Regions from separate parts of the Mus musculus genome. Here region 2 is linked to region 1. A link is a loop called in an ENCODE intact Hi-C map of the cell type or tissue named here. Cell type or tissue: gastrocnemius. All regions are shown on one strand. Each heading gives the region's core, and the rest is flanking DNA. Links, peaks and the distances in the headings are about the cores only.

Region 1 (2,500 bases), core at 1-2,500:
GAGCAGAGGCTGCTGGGACGTGGGGTCTCCAGCTCATCTCTACTTCACTATGCTAAATTCTCTGGCTTAGTCTGTTGTATTCCTGTGGGGAAGCCTGTGATAAACGAGTGTGTGGTCACCGGCGTGATTCCGTGATACATAACCAGGTCAGGGAGCCGCGTGGTAGCTGATGACTCTGAGATGAGAGAGGGATACCTCAGATGGCTCCTGACATACAGACACCTATTGAGTCCTCACATGCACTTGGGGGCAGCATCCTGGTCAACTGAGAGCTGTCCCAGGGCTTCAATGGAAAGTGTGGTGTTAAGATACAGCAAGGGGCCATTGCATGTGATCAGAGTGTGTAGGAAGCATAACGGTGACTTCACGCACAGGCTACATCAGATGCTTGTCTCTCTTGGAAGAGATGTTGCAGGGCCCTAAACTGATACAAAGCCATGAACCTGTGGTGTCTCTGTGAGGAGCCCCAGCAGGGACAGTCAGGAGTCACAAAGAGTTCGGTGCCCTGCAACAAAGCAAGTGTCTTATTAGCGTGCATTATGAATAGCTAGTGGGTGCTATTCATATGAGGACAGGAGCCCCTGTGTGCTGCAGGATGTATCTGCTTACCCCATATTCTGCACAAACCTGCTGATCCCTGTCTTAAACAAACCTCATCTGAATTTACACAGTCCCCTTCTCCTTCTCTGCTTGCTCCCCCCCTCTCACACACACACTAGCCAAGTATGATGTTGATGAAGTAGGCTGTGTCTTACTAGTGTGCAAACCACCACAGCCTGCAGCCTGTCTCACACACAACAGCTCGTTATCTACGTGAAGCACTAAGAGGCATGTGCAGCAGTCCAGGGACTGCAGGGCCCTTGCACTTAGTATGCCTTCTGTGACCGTTATTCTAAAGGACGAGCACTGTCTCTGCCTGTGGTTTTAGAATCCGTGCAGCAGATGCATCTTTAACTTCAGCTATGTGCATGCTATAAGGTATTCTAAATCCCACACAGATACAGATAGACCCTACATCAGTACTAAAGTCCACCTATACACACATCTCTGCTTACAGCACAGGAAGGCTCGCTAGAGCACAGCACCTCTGCCTAACTGCAGAGCTTGCTCAGGGCAGGGGTGGGCACCCATCCCTCCAGTTCATGAAAACAGCATTTACCAAAGCACCTCTAGCCTTTATCAAGCTCTGACTAGGCAGAATGCATGCCCTGAGAATCCCACAAGAGGGCGCTCTCCCCACACCTCAAAGGGACACAAACCAGCCCAGCCAACCAATGCCAAACCAAACTTTCATTCTTTTTGCTTACACTTTTTTTCCCGTGTTTTTCTTTTCCTTGCCCCACATTTCTTACGTAAATAACATTTCATTTTTTGTGCACACAGTGTCATATGTGGGAGATAAATATAATTTATATTCCTGCAAATCGACATTTAATGAAAGCAGCGTATGCTGTCATTGCTGCTCACTTTAAATGATCTCCCTGCTGGGTTTAGCCTCTAGAAAACTTAGGCTTTTAAACCCGAAGAAGAGACTCTTAATCCCCGTCCTGGCTGACTGATGATGGAGAGGATTGTGGGACGGCACCCTAATGTTCTTCAGCAGAGGTCAGGCTTCGAACTGTGCTGGAAAGCAGTCATTTGACTGTGAGCAGGTGACCTGCTTCTCACCTGCGCTCAGAGAGCTGAGTCACCTCACCGTGGTTTGAACTTGTGATGGCTGCTAGCACCTGTCACAGGAGAGCTGAGCAATTAACTCCCAGGAAAGTGTGTTCTCTGCTGAGTCGTTAACTGCAGGGCTGGGGTGAATCTGAAGACATTTCAGACTTTTTTTTTCAAGGTAAAGAAAAACTTCAGGGTCATTTAAAGGTGACTCTCCATGACTCCATGACATACCAGCATTTGTTCAGGCACACGGTTTTAAGCAAGGGAAAATCTGATGGTTTATAAGACCTGTGTGTGAAAACTGCAGAGGGGTCTTGTAAACCTGTGTTTATAAGTCTTATGACTTAAGGAGTGGTGAAAACCCAGACCTGGCCCATGCTTGCCCCGTGTTCTAAGCTGAGATGCCGACCCTGGCAGCTTGAACCATTGGGCATCTGTCTAGGAAGACTTACGCAATTTTATTCAAAACTAAGTTTCCAGACAAGTTATATTGTGTAGCTTTTTGCTTGAATAATATTTTTGAGGTGGTATCGCAAGACTTTGTGAGTCACTCCACCCTCAGCATCAATAGGCAGCTATATATAGGACTTTTGAACCAGTGCATTTGCATGGATCACGTGACCGTGTCTTAAATCAGCGAGATTTCTGCATGAGCTTTAAACTCGTGAACTCTTTATGCACGGAGGCATCTCTTGCTTTGTTGTTGACACTGGGTGCTTCGAGGATGGCTTCCTACAGGGCTCTGTTGATTCTCAGTAACAGTAGAGAGTCACCTTTGATGTCACCATGGTGAGGATGAGCTGACCAGGGGCTGCAGCGGCCAGCCAGGTCAGCAGCT
Region 2 (11,303 bases), core at 3,571-6,070, 800 kb after region 1:
GCATAGAGATTTCAACCACAGGCAAGAATATAGGGGTGCATAAACACACACATGTTCGAAAGCGTCTAGATACAGGCATCTATATATGCAAAAATGTACACACAGCTTCATCCCTACATATAGACAGGCACATAAGCATACGTATACCATGTGAGCATACATGTGCAATGAACACATTCTCAATTATGTTCAAGGAAGAAAAGATGTGTTAATTTTTTAGCGCAGTATCTCACAAAGCCTTTCTTTGTAGAGTCGGAGGCCATCGTTTTATAAGCAGTCACTATCTGACAGTGGCAATCAGGGCATGTGATGGAGTCTACGGTCACAGCTTGTGTGACAGACCACAGACATCTGCAGACCGTGTGCCCTTTCTATTCACCCATTAGGTGAGTAGGATTCTGTTGTAGCCATGGTATGTGGGAGCTGCTAGCATCCAGGAGAGGTTTGCTGACTGCATTGGCAAACTATCAAGTGGCCCAAAGCCACAACTTCTTGTTAAAACTCGGAAGACACACGTGATCCACTGGTTCTTAGCTAAGAAGATCAGAACGCCTTTAGTCAGCCACCCGCAGGGTCATACAGACTGAGATGCCACAAAGAAGGCTGTTTTTATCTGGTGTCAGGAGTACATGGTTGTAACCCCAGCACTCAGGGGGCTGAGCCATGAGGATTGCTAAAGGCTTGAGGTCAGCCTGGGACAGACAGCAAGACCTAGTCTCAAAAAAAAAAAAAAAAAAAAAAAAAACAGGGAAAACCTGGTCTCAAAATTCACTGCATTTTTAACTTAAAGATAACATTATCTCTTGCTGAGGCCATGTCAGCATCTGAATATGGAAGCTTGGAGCTCAGGCAGCCTTTGGGACAGTATCCCCTCAACAACAAGGCTGTCAGGCCTCATGGTCTTACCTTGAAATCCTGGAACTCCGGGCAGTCCCATATCTCCCTTTGAACCTGTGATCCCTGGAGAGCCGCCAATGCCCTAGGTACCAAAGGAAGTGTGAGCTGGACATGGCTCTAGACACCCAGTTTGTACCCTGCGTACCCTGTCAGGCAAAAAGCACTTCTGTGTTCTGCACAGGAGTTTGTGAGCTCAGGTGGGTCATACAATTCTTTAAACGACAGAACACGAGAAGATAACTGCAACACTGGTCCCCTGGTCTCTCTTTACTGGTCCATATACACAGCAGTTCCTTCGAGCTTGTAGCCGCTGTCCCCACCCACCAGCATGATGCCATGACACAGCCACAATACCATGGACAGTTGCCATGGAAACAAACCCAGTTCTATCAGGACCATACCACCCTTCTGGTCTCTTCATCGTCAAAGGGCAGTGAGTGTTCCTTAAAACCAGCCTCATGCCCCATCTGAATTATTATTTTAATTATGGAGAAAATATTTTAAAACACCTGAGCCTCTGCCAACTCTAGAAGACAATTCTCAGGCTGTGAAGAACTGCTCTTTACCAAGATACTGAATACTTGCACTGAATTTGTAAATGGGTTGTAAAGTCGGGCACTGAACTATAATCTGCAGCAGTATAGCATTTCCTGTTTAATGGCTCTATAAAATAGATTATAAAAGCACATGCAATACTTTCCTATGCTGATCCCAAAGGAAGGAACTGCTTTAAGGGCTGGGCGGTATCACACATGTGCACACATATAGAAACACATACACACACATATAATAATACTCTTGACCAAAAAGTTCCTTTTGAAAATCAATTCTACACTCAATCACTCACCGGCATGCCTTGGAATCCTGGGTCTCCCTTAGGGCCTGGAACCCCCGGAGCTCCTGGCCAACCTTGATTTCCCTTGTCACCTTTTGGCCCATTGATTCCTGGGAACCCTGGCGGCCCCATAGGTCCCGGATGCCCTAATGCAAAGAACAAAGACGCAGGGTTAGGGTGGTTGGTACTATAGTGGACTGTGTCACTGGGCTATGGTACAGTCACACTGCTATCAACTCTCTGCAACCATAACACCATGGCCTTGTAGAGTAACACAGGCCTCCAGGAAATCAAGGAAGGGTGCTCATACAAACAACAGACTCAGCACCCAAATGCTGGCACTGGCGGCCCAGGTCTGTCACCCCAGCTATACCAGAGACTGAAGCAGCAGGAGACCCAGTTCACTGGTATTAGGCTACAGAGTTACTGATTCAAGGCCAGTGGGGACAACTTTGTGAGAACCTGACTCAAAACAACAACATTAATAAAATGGCTGAGTGTGTAACTCAATAGTAAAATATTTGCCTAGCATACACAAAGCCTATGTTCCATCCCCAGTACCACTAAAATAAGTCAATAGTAAAGCCACGTGGTTATAAAGTCGGGGGCGTACAGCACCATTGAGGTGTTCATGTGAATGTCACAGTGTTGGCTTCCAAAATACTGAAGCCACAGTGTCCAGGGTCCTCCACAACCACAGGAGGCAAGCTCAGGGTGGCAAACATTCGAGCATTGCCCCAGTTAAAGCAAAAATCCAAATGGTATCTCTACTGCACCTCTCTCTGTAATCTTCTCTCATGCTGCTCTCTAAGTAATACCTCAACAGAAAGGAAACCACAGAGACCAGTTCAACAGAGACCCAAGCGCAGCTCTGAGTTGTTAACTTGAGCATGTGTCTGGTGAAAAGCCCTTACCTGGCAGGCCAGGTTGACCCTGAGGTCCTCGGTCTCCTTTGGGCCCCTCCACAGGGTGACCAGGAGTGCCAGGTAAGCCAGGTTGTCCTTGAGGGCCAGGAGGACCCATGAACCCTTGCTCGCCTTTGACTCCAGGAATTCCAGGACTTCCAGCTAGGCCAGGGAAACCCACTTCACCCTTGGAGCCTGCACAGGAGAGAGAGAGAGAGAGAGATGATGGTGACCAGAGGAGCAGAGTCCATAGAGATGCTACACTGCGGTGACAGCCAGAGATCTTATATGTGTATCTTAAATGTGTTTTGAAGTCTTCAAGCAACTATACTACTAAAACCAAGAGTAGGCTCATCCCAAGACATGGACAAAGCAAACTGTTACAAGGATGCAATGGGACCCTACTTAGGCTTCACAAGTGAATTATCAATACAGACAACAGGAAAGCTGTAAACCAGATACTCTATGGGAAGAAGCCAGGCTTGCATGAAACTTGTATAAGATACAGTATCATTCGTGGCTCCTAAATTAACATGGGTATTTGTTTGAGGGGCCTGAGGACTTCAGGATACAATATGGAGGATCAGAACCAGTGGGACAGCCATTGGGTGACAGCTGTGACACTACCCAGAATGCACTGTTTCTGTGGATGCATAGATGAGTCAAAACTTGAAGAACAACAGCACATTTTAAATATGTGCTGTCTATCATATGGTAATGTTAGCCCAATAAAGCTACTTTTAAAAAAATAATAAAGTAAGGGCTAGATAGCTGGCTCTGCAGTCAGGAGCACTCACTGCTCTTGCAGAGGACCCAAGCTCAGTTTCCAGTACCCCATGGCAGCTTACAACCTCCTACACACACACACACACACACACACACACACACATTCAAGCATATGCATTTAACTGATTAATTAAAAAGAAACTACAGAAGATTACCAGGGATGGGAACGCATGTTTACATGCTACTCAAAACGTAAGCAATAATGACATCATAAGGTATTTGGCAGGTACCACATATCACATCACGCGTGAATCAGATGGTGCAATCATCAGACATCTATCAGCCACTAGACACGGTCACTGCTTTGCTAAGGGGGACATGCTGAGTTCCGTGGACCACTCCACACAAAGGTGCGAAGCTGAGAGCGTTACCTTTGTCTCCTTTGGAGCCAGGGAAGCCGGGGAAGCCTCTTCCTGGAACACCTACAGGGTGAGGACAGAAAACAACAGTCTCTTACTCAGCTGCAGAGACAGTGGGAGGCCATGCCCCATGTGCCCTGACACCACGCAGCACTTAAAGAGTGCCCTGAGGAGTCCCGTGGAACCTGGGAGCAAAGCTACACCTCTGCAACTGTCTCATCATGCGTTCTCCTTGAAGACCTTTCTGTTTGGCTCATTAAGGTGCTGAGCAGAAATGATCTGCGCTAATGACACTCTTTCTCCTACAGAGGCAGGACAGAAGGCTCACCTTTCCCTGGGCACTAGGGCAGAAGGTAAACACAGCGAGGCCCTGACAGATGCTACCAATTCCCTTTGATTGCTGCTAGAATTGAGAGTGCTCCCTGGTGTCTTTATCATAAACATCGTTTTTTAAACTTTCTGTGTGGAAACTGGCAGCTATTGTGCAGACCCTACCCTTATAAGGCCCCGGGCAGCCTCAAATAGGAAATCCACCAGTCAAGCAGATACGTTTCTGGTACCCAGTGGACTGCCTTCATTGCAGCCTGGCTGTCTGGATCCCTTACAGTCTAAGGAAACTCTAATGGCTCTGGGTAGACCTCAGAACAGAGCAACTCAAAGCCCAGAGAATTCTAAAGGACCCTGAAGCCATCTTCACCCAGACTACAGAAGAAGCACCTCCCACTGGTGGCCCAGCAGAAAGGAAGGTTTGCGATTGGTGCAAACAACTATGACATACACCCCAGCACTATAAGAGGGAGCTTGGCTCCTGTCCCTAGTCTGCTGCCCCCTGGTGTTCAAAAAGAGGCTTTCTCTAAGTGGTCATTTTTTGCCCAGTCTTGTTTATCTGTGAAAGGCCTCACTATGGAAGGCCAGATTTCTTGGACACATTTGGCTCTTTATCACCAATAAAACAGACAAGAGGAGAGAACACAAGAGGAGACTGTGGCAACAGAGACCAGAGAGTGGCTGAAGAACTTCAGAGAGTTGCCAGGGCAAAAAAAGACAGCAGAAGCCGCAGAGAAAATAACCGTTGGAAAAGGCTTAAGATGAGAAAGGGCAGGCAGGCCCTTGTTGCTAGAATTCCAGGGACCTGCAGCACTTTAAGAGCCCAGTGTCCCAGACACTCTAGGCCTGACAGCTGTGCCACCAGCTACTGAGGGTCCCACACACCTTCAAGCACTCAGAGATACCATCTGATGCTGCTGGCTGCTGCCAATCACCACTGCATAAAGCCAAGGGTTCCAAAGGGACAGCAGCATAGGGAGATTCCTACTCTTGAGTTCTACTTGGCCAGAGTAAAAACACCCCAGTCAGTCCTGGGTAGTGGTGACTACGGCAGAGACACGCAGTCTGGCTTTTCTCAGATGACCATCTGACTGACTCTTCATCCCGTCGAGTGGGTGGAGCACAGAGAGCTGGGTAGTGGGCAGGAGAGTGGGCTTCACATAGCAGTGGGTAAACAGGAGGAGGAAGTGGAAAGGGCTTCTTATACATGATGTCTATAGAGAATGAGTAAGGGAACTGAAGAGCAGCCAGCGGTGATAGCAAGGAGCCCCTGCTGCTCCATTCCTGCCCAACACAGCTATAGCTAAAAACCTGCGGTCCTGCCACGACAGCTCTTCTATCAGTAACAGGAGCAGACACAGGAAGCAACAGTAACCACAAGACCCCCAGACCCTGGAAGACTAGGACTCCTTCCCAAACTGGGGAAAATGCTGGACAGAATTCTCTTGGCTGTTTGGTTTGGTTTTGTCACAGTGAACACAGGGGAAACAGAAAGGGAGGCATTCCTGCCCGGCAGCCCCGCATCTGTGTCTCTGGACCCACCCTCCAGGGAAGCGCTTCACTCACAGAAGGAATGAGCATCCCTCCCTGATCCAATCCCATCCCTCCAGTCCACATCTATATTTTCGGAGCCGCAAGGAACTCAGCACTGAGACCTCTGTGTTCGATCATCATGGCGCTGCAGTCTCTGAGGGAACAGCATGGCTTCTGCTGGGAAGCAGGAACAAGACTCACCTTGTTCACCCTTCTCTCCTGCCGACCCCGGGATTCCATCGCTGCCCGGCTCTCCCTTCTGGCCAGCTGGGCCTGTGGGGCCAGGAGTCCCAGGGAGACCTTGGGGAGAAAGATATGATCACTTGTGGACTGTCCTTAGCACCGTGGCGTCTGAGAAGTGGCCCCTTTCCCACATCAGAAAGAGCTGTTCCCTGCATCCCTGGTATCCCTGATGTCAGCTCTGATCCGTTCCAACAGGTTCTTTTCTGCTGCTAGGAACAGCATAGACCCCCACCCAATGCTTGCACAGAGAGGAGGGAGATATCTGAAATGCTCTTCTCACTACAAAAGCAGCTTGGAGATGCTGGCTTCATTTCCCAAAGACCTCAAACGCTTTACAGACTCTGCCTGTGGATCTGAAAGTGGAGGGATAAACCAGCTGGCCCTAGACCCCAGATAACATACTAGGGCCTGCTTCAGTGTGAAGAATTCTCCCATGAGGCTGAGACTACACTCCCCAACCCCCATGAAGCCTGGGCGCTCCTCATCTTTTCACCCAAGTGCCAGCAAAGGGTCCATCTCTACCTGCTTCTCCTTTGACACCAGGAACGCCATCCAGTCCTGGGAGGCCTTTATCCCCTTTCTCTCCAGGCAGGCCTGGGCTTCCTAAAGAGGAAATGAAAGTTCAGAAGTTGTATGCAGCTAGGTTTTCTTCACCTGTACCTTTCTGCCAGAGCTTGCCCAGCCCCCATACCTGGATGGCCGATGTTCCCCGGAGAACCTCTCGGGCCTGGGGACCCTGGCATCCCTGGGGTTCCGGCACTGCCTTTCTCTCCCTTCTCACCGGGGCTGCCTGGGAAGCCAGCAAGGCCCTGGTCTCCCTGTGAGGAAGAAGCAGACGTGTCACCTACAGGTCTGGAAGCACTTTCTAGGTAGCAGATTTCTAGGTAAGAGAGGCCGTGAGTATCAATCACACTGGAGAATCCCATTTGCTGGGCTTTCCAGAAAAGACATTCTCTCCATCTGCCAAGCTCCCCAGCCCGCCCCTCTTCTTCCTCCCTGTGATATGCGGCCACCCTCACCCTCTCAGAGAGATTCTAGAGTTTGCCCTTGGGAGAAAAGGCAGTGAACAGGAGGACATGACAGAGTTAGTCAGAGGGAGAGCTGTATCATAGTTGTGCTGAGATAGTTGGTAAGTGTCAGGGACATTGTCACGGGGCAGGAGATGATCACCTTGTCACCAGGCCGTCCCGGAATCCCAATGCCAGGTAGACCTGACTGCCCTTTCTCTCCTTTGGCTCCCTTCTCTCCAGGTGAGCCAGGGACACCCTGTGAGCCAGGGATGCCAGGCACACCTTTTTCTCCAGGCGAACCTAGTGACACAGACAATAGAACTTGGACTTAATGGCTGACGCTCAACACAAATCGCTCTGCTTATCAGTCTGCCACCAACACAGCCAGGGGTCCTCAGGCAAGCTAAGCTTCCCCCTGCCTTTGAAAGACCATCACTGTATAGGGAGAACACAGCTCTGCCGATGCGGAACCATCAGTTCCGAGGACTGTGAGGCAGTGTGAAGATTCACACGCCATATATGGACCTATGACACACAGACACAGGTATACCACCAGCAGCCTAGACTGTCATAGCAAGTCATTGGAATTCCTCCCAAAGACCTGAGAGGAGATAGGAAGGCAGGCTTCCAGTTTTGACTATCACTTCCCAGCCTGTGCTGAGAAACACCTCCCCAGCTAACCCACTTATCCATGGGTAGCTCAGACTTCACTTTCCAGTGTGCATCACTTATTCATTTTTAGCAATCATTACAGACACTATAGCCATTGTCAGCCAATGCCAATCAGTGTCAGTCGAAAGCCATCCACCCTAGATGAGAGACACGGCTGTCAGGCCCTGGATCTTCCAAGTGCTGCCCTGCGCACATCCCACCAGCCCCGTGCACACACAGTGTATGTTAGAGACTTTTGAGTCCACAGTCAGGTTACCTGGCAAGCCCATTCCTCCAACTGATCCTTTGGGTCCAGGGAGTCCAGGGGATCCTGGTGTCCCACTAAGGCCTGGGTCACCTTTAGGCCCTAGAATAACGGAGAAAAATCCCACAGGTAAACATCTGCGGAGAGCACTGAGAAGCAGGTTTCTTGACAACGACTGTGGCTATACTGTCCACACCTACCTGGCTGTCCGGGATGCCCTGCCTGCCCATCCTTCCCAGGTACTCCTGGTGTTCCAGGGTCTCCTCGGGAACCTTTATCACCAGTGGGTCCGATTTGTCCTGTAGGCCACAAAAAAACATAGTGAGCTTCCACATCTGCTTCGTAAGCAATTGCTGTAGAAAGCAGGATGATATGATGCCCCAGTGAGGCCTGCCTGTCTCTTCCACTCACCTTTCTCTCCCTGGTCTCCTTTCTGTCCCTTCATGCTCCCCATGTCCACATGCTCCATGGATCCTGGCATGCCAGGAAGCCCAACGTCACCTTTATCACCTTTGAAGCCAGGGTCGCCCCTGGGTCCTGAGGAGCCCGGAAGGCCATGGTCCCCTGTGGAGGAAATGGAAGCAAGCCCCCAGTGAGATCCAGACCCAGCTGTGTCTGGAGGGGACTCTTGCCAGCCAGTACCTGCAAAGTCAGGAAGGAACTAGAACATGGCAAGAGCTGACCATGGCGGCGAGAGTCTGAGCCACAGGGGAGGGGCATTGTGAAGCCTCCTTCTAAAGTTCATTATCTGCCAGCAATCGCAACACATGACTCTTAGATGGACTCCTCATGCCTCCTTCCCAGATGTCTTCCTCAACCTCTGTTCTCCATCACTCTCGAGTGTCCCCCAAATATAAACAAATGACAGACTGGAAAGTTTCTGCATCCCGACATCAACTTCCCTTTTTTGTGCCTTATGTTTACAGTCAGCGTTTTTTAAGAACAGGATTTTGGATCAATTTCAGAGAACAAAAAATAAAAATCTGGGCTTGCCCATGAAGTGGGTTCTACTAATGTGGCTCTCTTGATGCAGGACTTGTACCCCCATGTAAATGGAGAGCCCACATTTCTTGCAGAGAGAGACTAAGTCATTCCCATCTTCTCCACACCAGCTAGACAGCCATTAACACTGTGTGCCCATGATCTATGCACAGAGCTAGTTCCTCTGAAGGAGAGCTATCTTCCAGTCCTTTCCTCTCATCTACGTCTTAAAGCTAAATGTGATCTGTAACAGTGCAAGAACCTTCCAGGATTCTCAAGAAATACAGACACCACACAATATGACACAACGTGGTTTGCCAGCCCTCAGCCCTCCTACCTTTTTCTCCAGGTAACCCTGGGGTGCCTGCTGGTCCTGGCGAGCCTGGTTGTCCCGGGGTTCCCATGACACCCATTTCACCTTTAGAACCTATGGTCAAAAGAAATGTTAAGAACACATCCCCACATGGACCTCCAGTGGTAGGTAAATGGCCTGGATTCAGGAAAGAAGAAAGCCATGCTCCCTCTTGAGTGATCCAGGCCAAGTTCAGGTGTCACTTACCTGGGAACCCTGGAACTCCAGGTGTCCCCTGCTGTCCAGGAAGGCCAGGGAGGCCTGACTGTCCTGTGAGGCCAGGAAGTCCTTGAGAGCCTTTATCGCCTTTGGGGCCAGGCATATCCAGTCCGGGGAATCCAGGGAACCCTTTCTCTCCTTTAATTCCAGGTGGACCTGAGATTGGACAAAGGGAGTAGCTTATAGAATGTTCTAGAATGGACATAGTGTTGTAGAGTGCTGTCTGAGGACGGCAGGTAAGCATGCGAGCACTGGGAGCTTGGACGGTGCTGAGTTCAGGGTCAGCACTGCAGTGGATAAGTCATCTCATAAGAGAAGATCCTTCTTTCTGCCATTGAGGATTACCAGTAACTTTGTACAACCACTGGCCCCAGCTAATGTTGGCTAGCTTTCATTGACTATGTTACCCTTTCCCCCAATACTAACATAGCCCTGGGACTATTGGTACAAGGACAAAGCCAACTAGACAAAGAATCGATTAGCTTGATTATCAACAACTTAGCAAGGCTCCTAACAAAGATAACGGGAAGACACTATGTTAAATAAAATCTTAAATGCTACTGAATCTATAACAGATTTCTTTGGCACATTAAATGGGTTCAGAGGGAGGAAATAACGGGAGCCTGTAATGTTTGGATTAAGCAAACAACCAAACAAAACTAGAATATACTCCCCCATCCCTCCCTTTATTTTGACAACTATGCCAACCTCCCCGCTCACCCCACACTTCACAGGCTCTGAGAAAGGGACAGTCATATCACCTGATGACCCTGGTGGTCCTTGCCCTCCGGGAGGGCCCATAGCTCCGGGTGGCCCTATTCCTGGGACCCCTGGTGGACCTGCTGGGCCTTGAACTCCAGGAGGCCCTGGGTCACCTGTCAGGAAGGATAGGAGTAAGTCAGAGGTTAGAATGTATCCCTTCCCGTAAGCAATCCATCTCTACAACAGCCTCAGCCACAAAACCCTCACAGAGTCTCCCCACCCGCCTAATCAACATGGACTAATCACACAGCCGACGCTCCGGGCACATAAAGCAAGCAGGCACCCTGACACAGTCTGAAGCATTACCTCTGATCCCCTGGAGTCCTGGGGGGCCTGTCAACCCCTGTTCTCCTGGAACGCCGGGTCCCCCGATGCTACCCTTCTCTCCAGGTGTACCGGGAATGCCTGGAAGGCCTGGTTGCCCTTTGAGTCCTGGAAGCCCAATGCCAGGTTCTCCCTGGAAATCCCCAAGACACCAGGAACAAATTAATCATCAGTGTTGGCTCTGGGTTACCGAGGCATGTCACCTGTCACCCATGCTCTCTCCCAAGAGAGTGAGGACAGGACCAGACTAGTTCCAACATGGGCAATGGTTAACAATAGCCCTGAGCCCTTTCTCCCACTTCACATTCATGCTGCCAGTGGCTTCCCTCTGTCTCCTCTAACTAGAAGAGGAGAGGCATGACCAGTAGTCACCCCAAAACTTCCATCCGGTCTAGGAAGATGCATAAGGTATATACTCGGGGGCAAGCAAACTGCTATATTACGTAGCACAGGTTGGGCCAGCAGCATGTCTACCCAGGGCACACGAAGCAAAGAGGGGGATATGTTCACAGTTGTCACAATTGGAAGGAGCTCTGTTGGTGCCAAGAGTAGAAGCTAAAGACCCACCAGGGTGGCCCTTACAGACACAGCAGCCTTGAAGCCTTGACTGGAACATCCTACGTGTCACCCTCCTGATTGACTTATTTCTTCTCTGACAGTGGCTCTCAAACAGCTCTCACCTGTCACTCACAGTTAGAAACACATTGCACACTGGGACCCAGCACACAGACAAGAAACGTTCACAAATCTGAAACAATTGCTTTCCCTTCTGCCTCTTGTACACTGTGCCATTAAAAAAGAAAACCATCCCACAAGATTAACAATCCACATAGTATATGCTCAATTAACAAGGA

The links. Hi-C counts contacts between places; a loop is a spot of excess contacts. Peaks named below come from ENCODE experiments on the same cell type or tissue, not always from the same donor. Only the 100,000 strongest peaks of a DNase experiment are listed, where the experiment ranks them.
Region 2: a loop joins it to region 1, with 12 times the contacts of the local background. A loop is called at or near these places in 8 of 42 quality-filtered maps.

The regions. Positions count from the first base shown.
Region 1 is chr8:10,413,798-10,416,297 of GRCm38, forward strand. All of the region lies in intron 16 of Myo16 (myosin XVI), which reads left to right. It overlaps Gm51561 (a long non-coding RNA gene), which reads right to left. Exons shown (of 3, transcript XR_003947504.1): 3 at 1-505. Among named protein-coding and RNA genes, the nearest start is that of Gm51561, 15 kb to the right of the region's middle. In gastrocnemius, for the core only: a CTCF peak has its summit at 1,213 (motif pointing right); a DNase peak (open chromatin) is centred at 1,221.
Region 2 is chr8:11,210,858-11,222,160 of GRCm38, forward strand. It overlaps Col4a1 (collagen, type IV, alpha 1), which reads right to left. Exons shown (of 52, transcript NM_009931.2): 30 at 10,432-10,582; 31 at 10,125-10,238; 32 at 9,352-9,519; 33 at 9,130-9,219; 34 at 8,223-8,375; 35 at 8,012-8,110; 36 at 7,824-7,913; 37 at 7,056-7,195; 38 at 6,577-6,703; 39 at 6,408-6,488; 40 at 5,844-5,942; 41 at 3,795-3,845; 42 at 2,647-2,832; 43 at 1,745-1,878; 1 more. Among named protein-coding and RNA genes, the nearest start is that of Gm15418, 29 kb to the left of the region's middle. In gastrocnemius, for the core only: a CTCF peak has its summit at 4,621 (motif pointing left); a DNase peak (open chromatin) is centred at 4,587; H3K27ac peaks cover 354 bases.